2 separate regions of the Homo sapiens genome follow, and region 2 is linked to region 1. A link is an interaction called in ENCODE POLR2A ChIA-PET data of the cell type or tissue named here. Cell type or tissue: OCI-LY7. All regions are shown on one strand. Each heading gives the region's core, and the rest is flanking DNA. Links, peaks and the distances in the headings are about the cores only.

Region 1 (7,529 bases), core at 1,351-5,350:
AGCAGTACAGTAATTTGGGTACTGGGTAGAAGTATCAGTCTTGACTACTGTGTAGAAGTCAAGAATTTCAAACACTGCATTTAAAAAATACAAAAACGGGACGGGCTCAGTGGCTCAAACCTGTCATCCCAGCACTTTGGGAGGCTGAGGCGGGTGGATCACAAGGTCAGGAGTTCAAGACCAGCCTGGCCAATATGGTGAAACCCCGTCTCTACTAAAAATACGAAAATTAGCCGGGCATGGTGGTACGCACCTGTAGTACCAGCTACTCGAGAGGCTGAGGCAGAAGAACTGCTTGAACCCGGGGACAGAGGTTGCAGTGAGCCGAGATCAAGCGACTGCACTCCAGCATGGGTGACAGAGCGAGACTCTGTCTCAAAAAAAAAAAAAAACAAAAACAACAAAAACAAACATCTACAATGGAGTAAGAAATAAACTAAATTTCCAAACACAGTTCAAATGAAACCATCAATAGGATAAAACAAACCTGTAAAATGTGTGCACAGGATTGATGTGCAATATTCATTACTAATCCAAGAGAAGTAATGTGATTCAATTACTTACATCTCTATATCAAATGTGATGGCATAATGGCTTTATGCCATTATCAATTAAAAAAAAATAAGGAAGTATTAGTGTGCTACCTGAGACCTGCATTCCACTCAAAGCGCCAAGTAGTTTAACTCATTTTTAAGAGATAAAGCTCTCAAGCAATAAACAACATGTAAGTAGAGTTCACATTACCTGAAAATTGACCCACAAATCATGTGTTCATCCTAAGCAAACTAACTGAGCTTCATCCAGGCCCTGGAATAATAACACCCACCCTGGCATGAGAGAATAGAGGTGCTTCACCCCAGCTGTGGTGGAGACCTGGCTTACAACTGGCATGTGGAATGTCTCAGCTCAGGTGACAATTCCAGTATCTGGGAGTTGCCTGTGCACTGAAGAGCTTCTGAGGATCTTGAAGAAAATATTATCCTCCAGAATGCTTCAAATGAATTCTGCCTGGCCTTGGGGGTTGGGTTAGAGGTTAGAGGGGGACTTCCCATATGTGCTTCCCCCACCCAGAGATGGCGAAAGTTATTTTCCATACTTGTTAATTAAGATTACAGTGGACTGTGAGCTTGTAAGATCTCCACACTGGTTTACAGGCTCCCCAAAGGCTGGTGTTTGTCTGGTTTGCTGTGGTTTTCCCACGGCACCCAGCACAGTGCCTGGCCCATGGCTGGTCCTATGTAGGTATGAACTGCAGGTACACAACTGAGTGAAAACATAGCCAGGAGAACAGTCTGACCTGTCGGTGGCAGGATGAACAACGTAGCCTTTCTACATCTCTGCACCCATATACTTCCAGCCCTCCTAACTACACTCAGAGAAAAGCAACAGCAACATCAATTTACACATAGATCAGTTCATCCCATGCCACTTTGAAGAAAAAAAAATCCCTAATAATCAAGGACCTGTCCCATCTCAATTTTAACACAGCGAAAGTTGGGGCTATAAAAGGTTGTGAAAGTACATTACAGGCAACCCCTAGTTTCACAGAAGACAAAACAGAGGTCAGGAGAGTTTAAAACTTCGCTATGCAATTTTAGCCAAATTAGTAGCAAAGGAAAAGGAGACTCATCTCTATTCCTCGTAAGAATCAAGATTGTTGAAGTTCAGATTTACATGAGCCATTAATAAAGTTCAGAATGGGGCCAGGCGCGGTGGCTCACACTTGTAATCCCAGCACTCTGGGAGGCCGAGGCAGGCAGATCACCCGAGGTCAGGAGTTCAAGACCAACCTGACCAACATGAAGAAACCCCATCTCTACTAAAAATACAAAATCAGCCGGGCATGGTGGTGTATGCCTGTAATCCCAGCTACTCGGGAGGCTGACGCAGGAGAATCACTTGAACCCAGGAGGGGGGAGGTTGTGATGAGCCAAGATCGTGCCATTGCACTCCAGCCTGGGTGACAAGAGCGAAACTCCGTCTCAAAAAATAAAAAGTTCAGAATGATACTGTTTGAATCCAGCTCCCATTGTAATGGAAAGCCAAGCAGTCACTGCGTGAAGGCAAATGTTTTGAGGGACGAGGGGACTTCAATAACATCAATACAAAGCCAGAATGAAGTCCAGGACCTGCTGCTCTGGAGCTGGGCCATCCCACATACCACACTGCTTGGGCCTGACATTCCCCCATGGCCACTCACCACAGGACCCCAGTGGGCCAGTCAGTGTGCCCTGGTGAGGGACCCACACTTTCCTCATCTAAAAAAGGGATAATTAACAACACTGGCCTCCCTCTACCTGACAAAGTTAGAATCAAATGATACAAGGTGTGCAAGTAATAAGAGAAACACACATCGTTCCAAAGTTGCAACTTCAGAACTTTCCAGTCTGTGCAAAGAATTACTATTAATTTCTCACAGGTCTTTCTCAGTCCATATGAGATAGGATGACTGAAGAAAGGGAAAGATTGATTGTACTTTTAACTATCTCCACCAAGGAAAGCTCAAAATTATGCAAAGTGATGATTTCGTGTTTATCCTAGAAACAGCACAGGAAGAGAGGGGTAAGAAACAACAAAGTCAAAAGGAAGAATAATGGAACAGGAAATAATTTAAACAAAGCAGACAGTGAGAAGACCAAGGGAACTTCTAACTGACAGCTCTCTTCATCTCTAGGCTGATCCTACTTGATCAAGTAAGGGCCTGTTTTAAAGAAAAAAAGAACATTCAGACAGCAACGTCATATGCTAGGCCAGGTAACAGGCAGCTTTGCAGACACTGGAAGTCAGCGACTAACAGCCAGATTAGAATTTCCCCTTTCCTTTTCCCTTCGTAAGGTCTAATTTGTGATATTTTTAGTCTCTCTCCCCTGAGGAGTTTATTTTAGAACTATACAAAGAAGGAAATTAAACATTCAAAAGCTAACATATGTGACCAGCTCAAAAATTATCAGGCTGAACCTAGAATCCTATGAACCTTAGTAACAACAAAGACAAATTTTCTTCTGTAGACAATCACCAACGTAAGGCTTCTGAGCTAAGAAAACAGATGTCTTTGATTAGGCAAAACTGCCCCAGCTGAGAACCACGAATTTATAGGCATGGGTTCGGGTCTCAATGAAGTCTCTCAAAATACTAACATTTAAAAAGGTATTCGTGTACCTGCACAAGTAAATTGTTTCTACTTCCCAATCTAGGTCTAATAACTAATACGATCTAAAATGAATGAGAAGCCACACGCATGAACGTGCAATGTGTTGAAAACATATTTTCTTCCTTACACATGGAACCCTCACCAACCGGAGGCACTCATGAAAGGAGAACCTACTTCTTATGGAAGACGGAATCGGCTGCACCCACTGGGATGGCTGAGGGATGAGGTGCTCGGCACAATCAAGTTAAGAAGCAACAAATTCAACACTAGACACCTAATCTATAGGTGATCAATCAACTGAACTTTAGTTCTACCCAGCAAAGCTTCAAAATGAAAATCACAACAGCACGATGTCTGACACCCTCCTCCTTTTTTAAAAAAGATGATAATGCCACCATTTCTTCACAGTTACCGCTGGGTCTTGTCTACCGAACCATGTAAAATAGACCTAGTAAGGAAACTACGAAAAGGGAACTGAAGCAAGACAGATGGCTTAATTTAAGGGAAGAGAACCTTCTAAATCCAAGCTAGGAAGCTCCTAAGAAGACAATAACAGAAGCACATAAAAGAAAAGTCATATGAGGGCAGTAACAAAGACAGATGGGAAACACACACACTATTAAGATAAATGGTGTTCAGGGCGGGAGAGACGGGGTGAGGGGAGTCACACACAAAAAAGTGAGGGGAGAACCAGAAGAATGGAAAGAAAGAATGGAAATGGCTGGAAAAAAAAAATCTGTTTCTATAACCATCTTGCTAGATTCTGCAACCAAGGTTGTTTCACTTTTTTTTAATCGTTTGATGAAAATTCACTCTTCACCTATATTAAATTTCCCAAAAACTGTCTCAAAATAACTCCCTGAATCCCTTGTTATTTCTTGGTCTCTTAAAAATATTCAAGTAGCTTGTGCTTTTTATGTCAATGTCTCCAAGCTGGCTTCCATCATGCAGAGCAGTTTAAAAAAAAAAAAAAAAAGTTGTTGGGGGAGCTGCTTTCTTACCAATGCAGCAGCTCCCCCCAACCTCCCACAGACACACACAAACAGGAATACAAGCTTTTAAAGTGATTGTCCTTAAAATGAAGACAGCTGATGAGAGGGAAAGCATGAAAGAGACAGCAACTGCTCTCCTCTCCTGTAGCCAGGCTCATAAGTGACATAATTAAAATATTTGTTGACTTGCAGACATCCTTAAACACGCAACCAAAATTCTTAAGATATTAAATGGGAGACATAACCGTTAAGGAAAATCGAAGGAGACATTGATGGACTTTGTCCTCTAAGATGGGCATGGGCGTCTTTCTAGGCATCTCCCTGTGATCTCACCACTTTCTAACTTACTTTTCACTTCTCACTTCCTGGCTGCCCCCACCATTGCTGGGAAATTAAGCATGTTGAAGTAAACAATTCTTTGCCACCACATATCCTGGAACCTGCTACGTGTAGAAGTGGCCACATGAGAGGTAGTGTGACTGCAAATCTAAACCTGTGAGTTGAAAGAAACTGCCCAAATTGCAGCCCCTCTGAAACTTGGAACATGCAGGAGCTTCTCCCAACAGAGACGCCAGACTCACCGTCCTATCTCAGTCCCATCTGCTCCAGGGAGGGCTGCTCAACACTCTGATGGCCCCAGTGGCCCTCCTAACACAAAAGGGTAGGTTCGAGAAGCTGGCACAGACAACTCACTTGGAAGAGCAGCCAGTGTCAGAGTTCCCATCAGGACCTGTAGCAGCAGTCTCCCAAGAATCTACATTTGGACTTGACCTGGCCTCTCTCACAACCTCAGAAGCAGATTTCAAAGCCACCTTGGAATTCTTCAAGACCTTCCCAGATGTCATAAAAGCACAAAGGAAAAGGATTTGGTATGTCCTGCTACAAGGTTTTCAGCAAGAACCTACCTGCCTACCTTCACTTCAACAACAGCAACTCATTAAGGAAAAACAGAAGCAGCAAAAATGGCCTTGTGCAAGCTATTCCAACAGCACAAAAGTCCGGGGGCCACTTGGAAGAGTGAGAAGACACACACTCCTGTTTTCTCAGCCCCCAGTGTGGAGGAGACAAGGGTGGGGACCCACCACACAGCTACTGATGAAGAGGCACATCACACAGGCATTTACAATGGCACCTGCATGACCACTTGAGCTAATACACTGTGACTACAACAGAAAATACTCCCCCTCATCCAGTGCCACTGCAGTTCCCTCCAGCAGCGGTTCTCCCCAGGGAATGCTGGTGTTTCCTGCAGAATTGGAGACTTGGGCAGGTGGAGGACCACCAGCCTACGGAACATAGCAAGGGGGCTGGGGGAGAGGAGCAGCCAGGCCAATGGTCCTCAGTGATGACCATCCAAGGCTTCCCCTCCTCCAAGGTACCAGTTATTCATTAGGCCCTTCCAAAGTCCAGGGCCTTCCCCAACCACTTGGCTGATAAGGCGTTCCCAGAATGAACCTGTATGCAAGCTACACTCCCTATCAATGATTTTCCATCAATGTTTCTCAAATCTTACACCATAATAAAAGTTTACAGTTCTGTTTTATGTATTTTCAGATACATCTTAATGAAGGGATGGTGGCTAGCTTGGTCAGAGTCTAGCTGTGGAACCTAAGACATGGCAGCCTCAGTGCCTCCCTTTCCTTAGCGATGAAGATACAAACAGAAAGTACCACACGTTCTGTTGGTGAGGACTCAATGAGTTATTACATGGAAAGTGCTTAGAACAGTGATTACAATGTGTGTGTGTGTGTCTGTGTCCGTGTGGGAGAGAAGCTAATGTTCACTTTAAAAATACATGATTTTAGCTTGTACTTAACATGTTATCAGAAATATGAATACTACAGATGACTGGATAAAGAAAATAGACTATTCAGCCATAAAAAAACAATGAAATCATATCTTTTGCAGCAACACAGATGGAACTGGAGGCCATTATCCAGACGGAACCAGAGACTTGAAGGGTGATGGGGTAGGAAGGGGTGGATGATGAGAGATTACTCAATGGGTACAATGTATGTTATTTGAGTGATGGATACAATAAAGGTCCTGAATTCACCCTTAGGCAATTTATGTAACAAAATAACACCTGTACCCCATCACTGTATACAATGTTGTTTTTTACCTTTCCTATGGTGCTGAACACATTTTTTAAAAGGAAATGTGTTGAATACTGATATACAAAAATGTTATTTTACACTGGTAACTTCTAGAATTCAAACCACATTTTAAGATATTTGTAAAATGAACAAGGTATTTTGATGATAGATATTAGTTTTAACTGAATCTGATTTTAGTGCTCTAAAACATCATGTGCTGAGTGTCTGAAGGATGACATTACTCCTCATATTTAAAAAGGTTACACCTTTCCCAGTAAAGCATAATAATAATGACCATTATAATTATTCTACATTGTTTCCACTTTGTCTCTTTAGCTATCTCAACTTTGGAAAACAGACAGCAAATGAGGCTTAAATCATGAAAAGTGTATAGACTCACACTCCGCAACAAGGCTGCCACTAGTCGCGTGTGGCCAAGGCCAATCAAAATGCAGCGAGAGGCAGCCAAGAGGTGCAGTAAACGTATATACTATATGCTGAATTTCAAAGCCCTCACGCAAATAAAAGAATATGAGTTATCTTATTAATTACATTTTATGTTGATTACACATAGAGTTTATATATATATTGGGCAAAATATAGGATGAAAATTAATAATACTTGTTTGGTTTTACATTTTTAATGTGGCTACCAGAACATTATGATTACATCTGGGGCTTGCATTTGTGGTTCACATTGTATTTCAAGGGGTCAGCACTGCTCTTGACAATCCATCAGTTCAAATGGCATTTGCAGGGAGACAGTCCATATTAAAACACACATACGCACCATTTTCTGCAGTTAGTCTCTTCTCCTCCCATGACAGAGAGCTGGGCCCATGCTCAGTTCCATGCAAAGCTGTAGTGGGGTAGCCCTGCCATTACTGCACAGGAGAACCCTGAACCAGTCCCAGTGGAGAGAGTCTTTAAAAACAAACTGATTATAAACTTAGTTTTGTTATCACAATTAGCAAACCATCAGTGGGTGGCCACAGATGACTTGTAGCTCAGCATGTGTGTATATGGGGAAGGGGATATTTAGATGCTGGGAGAAACAGAGAGGCAGCCCAGTCGTGCAAGCCCATGACTGCCATGCTGGGGACTTGAGTCACTGACCCAAGTACGATGGAGAGCCACCGTGTGCAGGTCATGGCCAGACCTGACTGTCAGGGTGCAGTCACCCTGGGATGGATTGGCAGGAATGGTTAAAAAGTGGTTTTGATGTCCAGGGGAAACAGAAAAAGGACAGCAGGGCTGAGATGTTAGATCTTTTGGAGGTAGAATCAATAGG
Region 2 (7,529 bases), core at 2,143-6,142, 260 kb before region 1:
AGCGTTATCAAGTGCTGTAAGCATTCCAGAGCTGTGCCAGGTGGCTGGGAGGCCCTCAGCCCCATTCCCTGTGGTTTGAGGCTGCGCTTACAGCTTTAATTTCCAGTCAGCTGTAATTCAGGACCACAAATGGCCAAATTGAAAGGGCTCGCTCACTTCCAAAAAGCATCTCACCAGTAGCTCCTAATTACAGAGCCAAGTGCAAACGACACTGCCTTGCTTGGAAGAGAAGTGAGGGCTCTTTCTCTCTGCTTATTTTGGACACCCTGGGTCACTGAACAACTAAATCTACACTGGAGGATGGCTGCTCCCATTTCCCAGGGGGCCTGGCAGAGGTCCCAAAAGGCAATTTCCCAGGCATGCCTAGTGTGGAGGCCCTGAGAAACGTCGGCTGAAATCAAGCCCTGCCTGGGCTGCTGCAATATTTTCCAGCCAGTGCATCTCAAATGTGAGAAGTGCACAGATCATCTTAAAGGGAAAAAAACTACACAAATTAAGAATACAACTCAAAGGACCCTCTTTAAACAGTGCTGCAAAAAAACAAAAAACAAAAAAACAAAAAACCTAAAATCTCATTCCATGCAAATGCCCTTTAATTGCATTAGCACTGCAAGAGTTCTGTCTTTATAACTGGTATAATTTAGAATGTGCTTGCAGCCCTGGTGCAGTTTGGGAATGAACCTATGCCTTATTTTCAGAATTGTTCTGCAAGGAGTTATCAAAGGATTCACACTCATACCTTCTCATTGCACCAGGCAGACCCGCCTCCTCTCGATTCTAACAATATGTCACCTAAAACCTGCTGCCCAGCATTTCTTTTGACCCTCACAACCATCCCTGAGCCTGGCAGGACTCCTCTAGAGTTTTCAGGAGAGGCGACAGAAGTCACTGGCCCAGGGTCCCAGGAGTAATAGCCACAAGGTTGGAGTTTACGCATTGCTGTTTCGGCAGGGCAAAAAGAATCCAACAGCAGTAATATCTTATGGTTCTGCATAATGGAAGCTGGCTCAGAGCCTGGGATTTCTGACTCCCCACGGAATGTTTTGCTGTTAAGCTGAGATACTTCCAAAACACAGTTAGGTTTGTTAAGTAACACATGGGACATCTTTGTAATGAATTACTAGGTACCCATTAACATTGGGTTTTAAAAGGATGTGGGAAATAAGTTTCTTTATATTTTTAGAAAAAAACAAAACTAGGATTATAGAATTTTTACTTCTTTAATTTTTTTATTCACATACCTTCTATCACATGGAAGTAGAAGGTAGATTGAGAGAAATCTAGCTTCACCCTTGCTCTCTCCACCTTCTCCTTCCTTTTAAAGATAAGGATGCTATTCATTATATAATCAATCCTTCTGTTTTATTTATATATATATATATATTCATATCCCCTCTTTCTTAGACAAATGGCAGCGTATTATATTTACTTTTCTATATTTTCTTTTTTCTTTTTTTGAGATAGAGTCTCATTCATTCTTTTTTGCCCAGGATAGAGGGGTGTAGTGGTGCAATCTCAGCTCACTGTACCTTCTGCCCCCAGGCTTAAGCTATTTTCCTGCCTCAGCCTCTGGAGTAGCTGGAATTACAGGCATGTGTCACTACGCTTGTCTAATTTTTGTATTTTTAGTAGAGACAGGGTTTTGCCATGTTGGCCAGGCTGGTCTTGAATGCCTGACCTCAAGGGATCCACCTGCCTCGGCCTCCCAAAATGCTGGGATTACAGGCATGAGCCACTGCACCCGGCCTGTATTTACTTTTCTCTACTTGCTTCTTTCAATTGACAGTATATCCTGGAGAACCCAGCATAGTAGGATCTAGAGATCTTCCTACTTTGTTTTGAAAGCTGCACAGAACTCCACCAGTCTCCGATTGGTGGACATTTGGGGCCATCACAAATAATGTTGCTGTGAATACTCCTTGGCATATGTCTTTTGGGGTGTCTTGCCAATTTTTTTTTTTTTTTTTTTTTTGAGACAGAGTCTTGCTTTGTCACCCGGGCTGGAGTGCAGTGGCATGATCTCGGCTCACTGCAAGCTCCGCCTCCCGGATTCACGCCATTCTTCTGCCTCAGCCTCCTGAGTAGCTGGGACTACAGGCGCCCGCCACCATGCCCAGCTAATTTTTTGTATTTTTAGTAGAGACAGGGTTTCACCATGTTAGCCAGGATGGCCTCGATCTCCTGACCTCATGATCCGTCCACCTCAGTCTCCCAAAGTGCTGGGATTACAGGCGTGAGCCACTGTGTCCAGCGTCTTGTCAATATTTAAATAGGTTCCTGGAAAGAACATTGCAAAAACAAAAGGGGAATGCATAGAGAATTTTATTAGCCACTGTCAAAACCTCATTTCACTTTCACAAACTCCTGTTTCTCCAAGCCCACCCTCACTGTGTACTACTCAACTTTGTGATTTGATTAATCTGATAGTAAGACTTGGTAACTCAGGATAGTTTTTATTTGCATTTCTCCTCTCTGGCCCCCCACTTTTCTATAGGATTGTTGGTCTTCTCTATTTTCAGAAGTTTTTTCTTTATTAGAGCTATTGATCCTTTCAGGTGTGAGTTGCTGATATTTACTGCCAGTTTGCCATTTGTCTTTTTTCTTTGCTTGAGGTGTTTCTTGTCATACAGATTTTCTCTTTTAAAAATTGTATATTATCAAATATATAAATATTTTTCTATATTGCTTCTAGATTTTGAGTCATAGGTCAAAAGATCTCCCCTTTCCCAGGTTATGGAAGATAAGTTAACTTCAAAGGGAGTGAGACACAGACAGGAGGAGCGCCAGAGCCAGACGGTGGGAGGAAGGACGTGGTGACTCCAGGGACACAGGAAGTGGGCTCCACAGGTAGTGGCTAAATAACAAGATGCCCAGCCTGGAGAGAGGCTCGTGGGTGAGCCAGGGCAGGTGGTCAGGTGTCAAAGGAAGTCCTATGGGGACCCTGAAGGGGCTGAGATGACACTAAAGATGGCCCCCAAGGAAAACACACACTCACTCATAGGGAGCAGAGACAGCCCCAGGTTACACCAGAGCGACCTCATGGCTGCTTCCACCTCTCCCCAGAACAGAAAGTGGAAGAACAAAGCCCACTCCCCACTCCTTGCCCTGAGTTCTGGAGACATGGGTCAGACCTGTGATAGGGGAGGAGAGTTTTGAATCAGATATGAGATCGAGGTGCTACCTTGAAGTTAACTAAATTTTTGTAACAGGAAGTGACCCTCAAGTTATAGAATCTGCCCAAGGTGTTATGAATGGAGGCATGACCCAGCTGGAGAAAGAGGTTTGATGTCACATAACTCAGGGCAGTGATTGGAAAGCTCAAAGTCATTTTATGATTGTGTTCTGGTTACACACACTTCATCTTATTTAATCCATAAAATAAGGTAGATATTACTGTCAAAATTTTATAGGGGAGAAACTGAGACTCAAAGAGTTAAGTGGCTTTCCCAAGTTCCTCTCCTGGTGAAGGTGTAACTAGAATTACTAACCAGTTGTTTTTGATTCCAAAGCCCATGCTGATGTCACCTCACAGTGTCTTCCCAACATGTGGCCTCAGCTGGCATATTGAACCTGGTCTGCAGGACAAATTTTACTTCCAATGGTCCTCTGTTGAATAATTATGGTTAAATTCAAGAACATTAAAAATTAGCTGGGCGTGGTGACGTGCACCTGTAATCCCAGCAACTCAGGAGGCAGAAGAATCGCTTGAACCTGAGAGATGGAGGTTGTAGTGAGCCGAGATCGCACCACTGCACTCCATCCTGGGCAACAAGAGTGAAACTCTGTCTCCAAAAAAAAAAAAAACAACATTATCATCTCAAATGGATTATTGGAAAAGAGATATCTTATACTCAACAGTAACTCTCCCCAAATATAGAACAGGCTTATGCCGGAGATCTGAAAAATCATAGTGGGGTATTTCTTTTCTGCTTTTAAAGAATAAAGCAAATATAAAAGTAATTTCCCTGTAGCTCCAGAATACAAAACCTAAATTTGGAAAGGTCTGCCCTAGAGTTTATCTATTTGGAAAAATAGGTAGCTAATGCCTATGGCAAGTATTACATGGGCAGGTACATATCTTCACATCTGGAAACATAATTAGATTAGTCTCTTAGTGTCTGACCACCAGATATAGTTCCCAGAGCTAAAACGATTACACCCTAGAATGCATGCCTTAAATCCAAAGGTCCACATCTTCAACTGAGCCAAAAAGACACCACCTCAGAGGAGACGGAAAAACACAGAACATAAATATCTGAGTGTACAGATGTTCCTCACCTGATGATGATAGGTCTACATCCTTCCCAATAAGCCTATTGTAAGTGGAAAATATCATTAAGTTGAAAAAGCACTTCATACACCTATCCTACTGAACATCACAGCTCAGCCTAGCCTACCTTCAACATGCTCAGAACACATACGTTAGCCTACAGCTGGGCAAACTCAGCTAACACAAAGCCTGTTTTACAGTAAAGTGTTGAATATCTCATGTAAGAGTATTGTGCCACATATCACTAGCCCAGGACAAGATCAAAATTCAAAATCCAAATGAAGTGTGGTTTCTACTGAGTCCATATCACTCTTGCACCATTGGAATGTGGAACCATTGTTAAGTCAGGATCAGTTGTAATTCAACCAGTTTCTTCCAAGCACTCTATGTTGGTGCAGACATTCTGCAACTAGCCCAATATCTCAGTCAGCAAGTACCTTTTTTGTGCCTGTGGGTACTGAGCTTGGTGCTAAGTACTGACAGGGACCAAAAGAGACAATGATACAGTAAATTACATTAGGGACTTTAAAGCAAGTTATGATACAATGACAACACAGAAGTTAGGGATGAAACCCTTATGTGTGAAATAGAGACAAGCTAGTCAGAGTGAGGGAGCGTATGCTAGAAGTGGATTCCCTTAAAGTGAGGACACAACCTTTTCTCCTTCCTGCTGGTTCAGGTATGTATGGGATGGTAAGAGCTGAGTTAACTATCTTGGACCCAGAGAGAACTCTATTTTGAGCATGGCAGGGCCACGCAACCAGCCCTGGACTGCTTACCTCCTCACAAATATGTGAAAGAGAAATATACTTCTAACTTGTTTAACACACTGCATTTTGGGGAGTCCTTATTCCGGCCAGCTAAACTCTCCTAATTAATACAGGTGATCAATGGGGAAAGGAAGAGGGATTCATTAGTAACAAAAAAGGCCTTGTTTGGAAAAGATTAGTGTCTAGTGGAAGTAGTAGAATTGTGAGCAAATAAGAACATTTGAAATATGCTATAATGAAACCATGATTTGTGTGTGGTGACCCATTTTAGCCATTTGTCATTTGTTTCTCTACTCGAGAAGCCTAGATATAAACCAAGGTCCTGTCACACGCATCCATGTGAAAAGACCACCAAACAGGCTTTGTGTGAGCAACAAGGCTGTTTATTTCACCTGGGTGCATGTGGGCTGAGCCTGAAAAGAGAGTCAGCAAAGGGAGATAGGGGTGGGGCCATCTTATAAGATTTGGGTAGGTAGAGGAAAATTACAGTCAAAGGGGTTTGTTCCCTGGCGGGCAGGGTTGGGGGTTACAAGGTGCTCAGTGGGGGAGCTTTTGAGCCAGGATGAGCCAGGAGAAGGAATTTCACAAGGTAATATCATCAGTTAAGGCAGGGACCAGCCATTTTCACTTCTTTTGGGGTGGAATGTCATCAGTTAAGGCAGGAACAGGCCATTTTCACTTGTTTTGTGATTCTTCATTTGCTTCAGGCCATCTGGACGTATATGTGCATGTCCTAGGGGATACAATGGCTTAACTTGGGCTCAGAGACCTGACAGGTCCCACATGGCCCAGTCTCATCTGAGCATTAGATTTAAAGAAACACTTTGGGCCTGGCATATATTAAAAGTAACTTCAGCCTTCCCTTGCCTCCTCAAAAAAAAATATTTTAAATGACCCAACTTATTTTGCACAACAACAATTTTATAAATTTCCTTTCTTCTGCAGTTTTCCTGCCCCCTGAAGCTGCTCCAGGGTTTCTCACTCCCTAAGTCTTTCACTGTAATGTCCTATGACTGGCTCTCTCAGAAACCAGGCCTAGTGGGTCTTCTCTTTCCTCCTCCTTCTGTGTCTCATAGTCCTGTGGTTGGTACTGAGACTTCCTCTTCTCTAATTGAACTGTGTCAAGCAGCTTTGGATGGTAAAAAGCTCTGGAAGAGCCAACAGGATAATTTCTTATAGGCAAGATTCTCTACTTCTTTACACTAGCTTTTGAGAATCTGTAGATAGTTTTGCAGAGGAGACTCTTAAGGCGTTTATACTCTAAAGGGAAGTCGACTAGTACAGAAGCCTTTTCAAGGTTAACAATTAAAACAATTAAAATTGTGATCATGTATTGGAAAAGAGATCACTCATGGAGGACAGGGACCTGTGCTCATGAGGACTGAGTGAGCAGAGCTTACTCCTGGGACTGCAATGGTCAAAGTTACAGCACAGTCACTCCTGGCCTAAGTGGCTCTGTTTACTCTAAGTCTGTCCTACTTGATAGTTGGTCACTGTTGGATACCTCTGCCTTGACCCAATTGCCTAGTCATTAGCCAAATGACCCAGTGCATTTAACACTCTGATTGGCCAGAATCAAACATTGTCTCTTTAGCGATTGAAAATGGCCTCGCTAATCCGTGCTTCCATGTTCATTGCAGTGTTATTCACAATGGTCAAGAACGGAAACAACCTAAGAGTCCATTGACAGGTGTATGAGTAAAGAAATTGTGATTAGATATATAATCATACCACATATATATATATATGCACCATATATATATATATATATATATATATAGACACACACACACACAATGGAATACTAAGGAGATCTTGCCATTTGTTGCAACATGGATGAAACTGCAGGACCTCATGCCAAGTGAAACAAGCCAGGCACAGGAAGAAAAACACTGCATGATCTCACTTATATGTAGAATGTATGAAAGTTGAAAGCACAGAAGCAGAGAGTAGAAGGGTGTTACCAGGAGCCAGGGGGTGAGGGGAAATGGGGAGATATTGGTCACAGGGTACAAACTTGCAGTTATGAATGATTTTAGAGACCTAATGTACAGCATGGTGACCATAGTTAACAATCATATATTGAATACCAGAAATATGCTAAGAGAATAGATCTCAAGTATTCTTGTTGCCAGAAAGGGGTCCACATCTAGACCCCAAGAGAGGGTTCTTGGGTCTCACACTTGAAAGAATTCAGGACGAGTCCAAAAAGTGACAGCAAGTTTATTAAGAAAGTAAAGGAATAAAAGAAAAGCTACTCTGGCCAGGCACAGTGGTCCATGCCCAGCACTTTGGAAGCCTGAGGTGGGTGGATCACATAAGGCCAGGAGTTTGAGACCAGTCTGGCCAATATGGCAAAACTCCATCTCTACTAAAAATACAAAAATTAGCCAGGTGTGGTGCAGGTGCCTGTAATCCCAGCTACTCAGGAGGCTGAGGCAGGAGAATCACTTCAACTCGAGAGGCAGAGACTGCAGTGAGCCGAGATC

What was found. ChIA-PET counts read pairs that join two places held together with the same protein. Peaks named below come from ENCODE experiments on the same cell type or tissue, not always from the same donor. Only the 100,000 strongest peaks of a DNase experiment are listed, where the experiment ranks them.
Region 2: POLR2A ChIA-PET joins it to region 1 with 5 read pairs; 2 of 35 experiments call an interaction of 5 or more read pairs at or near these places.

Annotation. Positions count from the first base shown.
Region 1 is chr2:105,751,277-105,758,805 of GRCh38, reverse strand. The region is part of intron 1 of NCK2 (NCK adaptor protein 2); the gene reads right to left. Among named protein-coding and RNA genes, the nearest start is that of NCK2, 10 kb to the right of the region's middle. In OCI-LY7, for the core only: no CTCF peak of the experiment used is centred there; a DNase peak (open chromatin) is centred at 3,594; H3K4me3 peaks cover 475 bases.
Region 2 is chr2:106,013,701-106,021,229 of GRCh38, reverse strand. No RefSeq gene overlaps it. Among named protein-coding and RNA genes, the nearest start is that of ECRG4, 48 kb to the left of the region's middle. In OCI-LY7, for the core only: no CTCF peak of the experiment used is centred there; no DNase peak of the experiment used is centred there.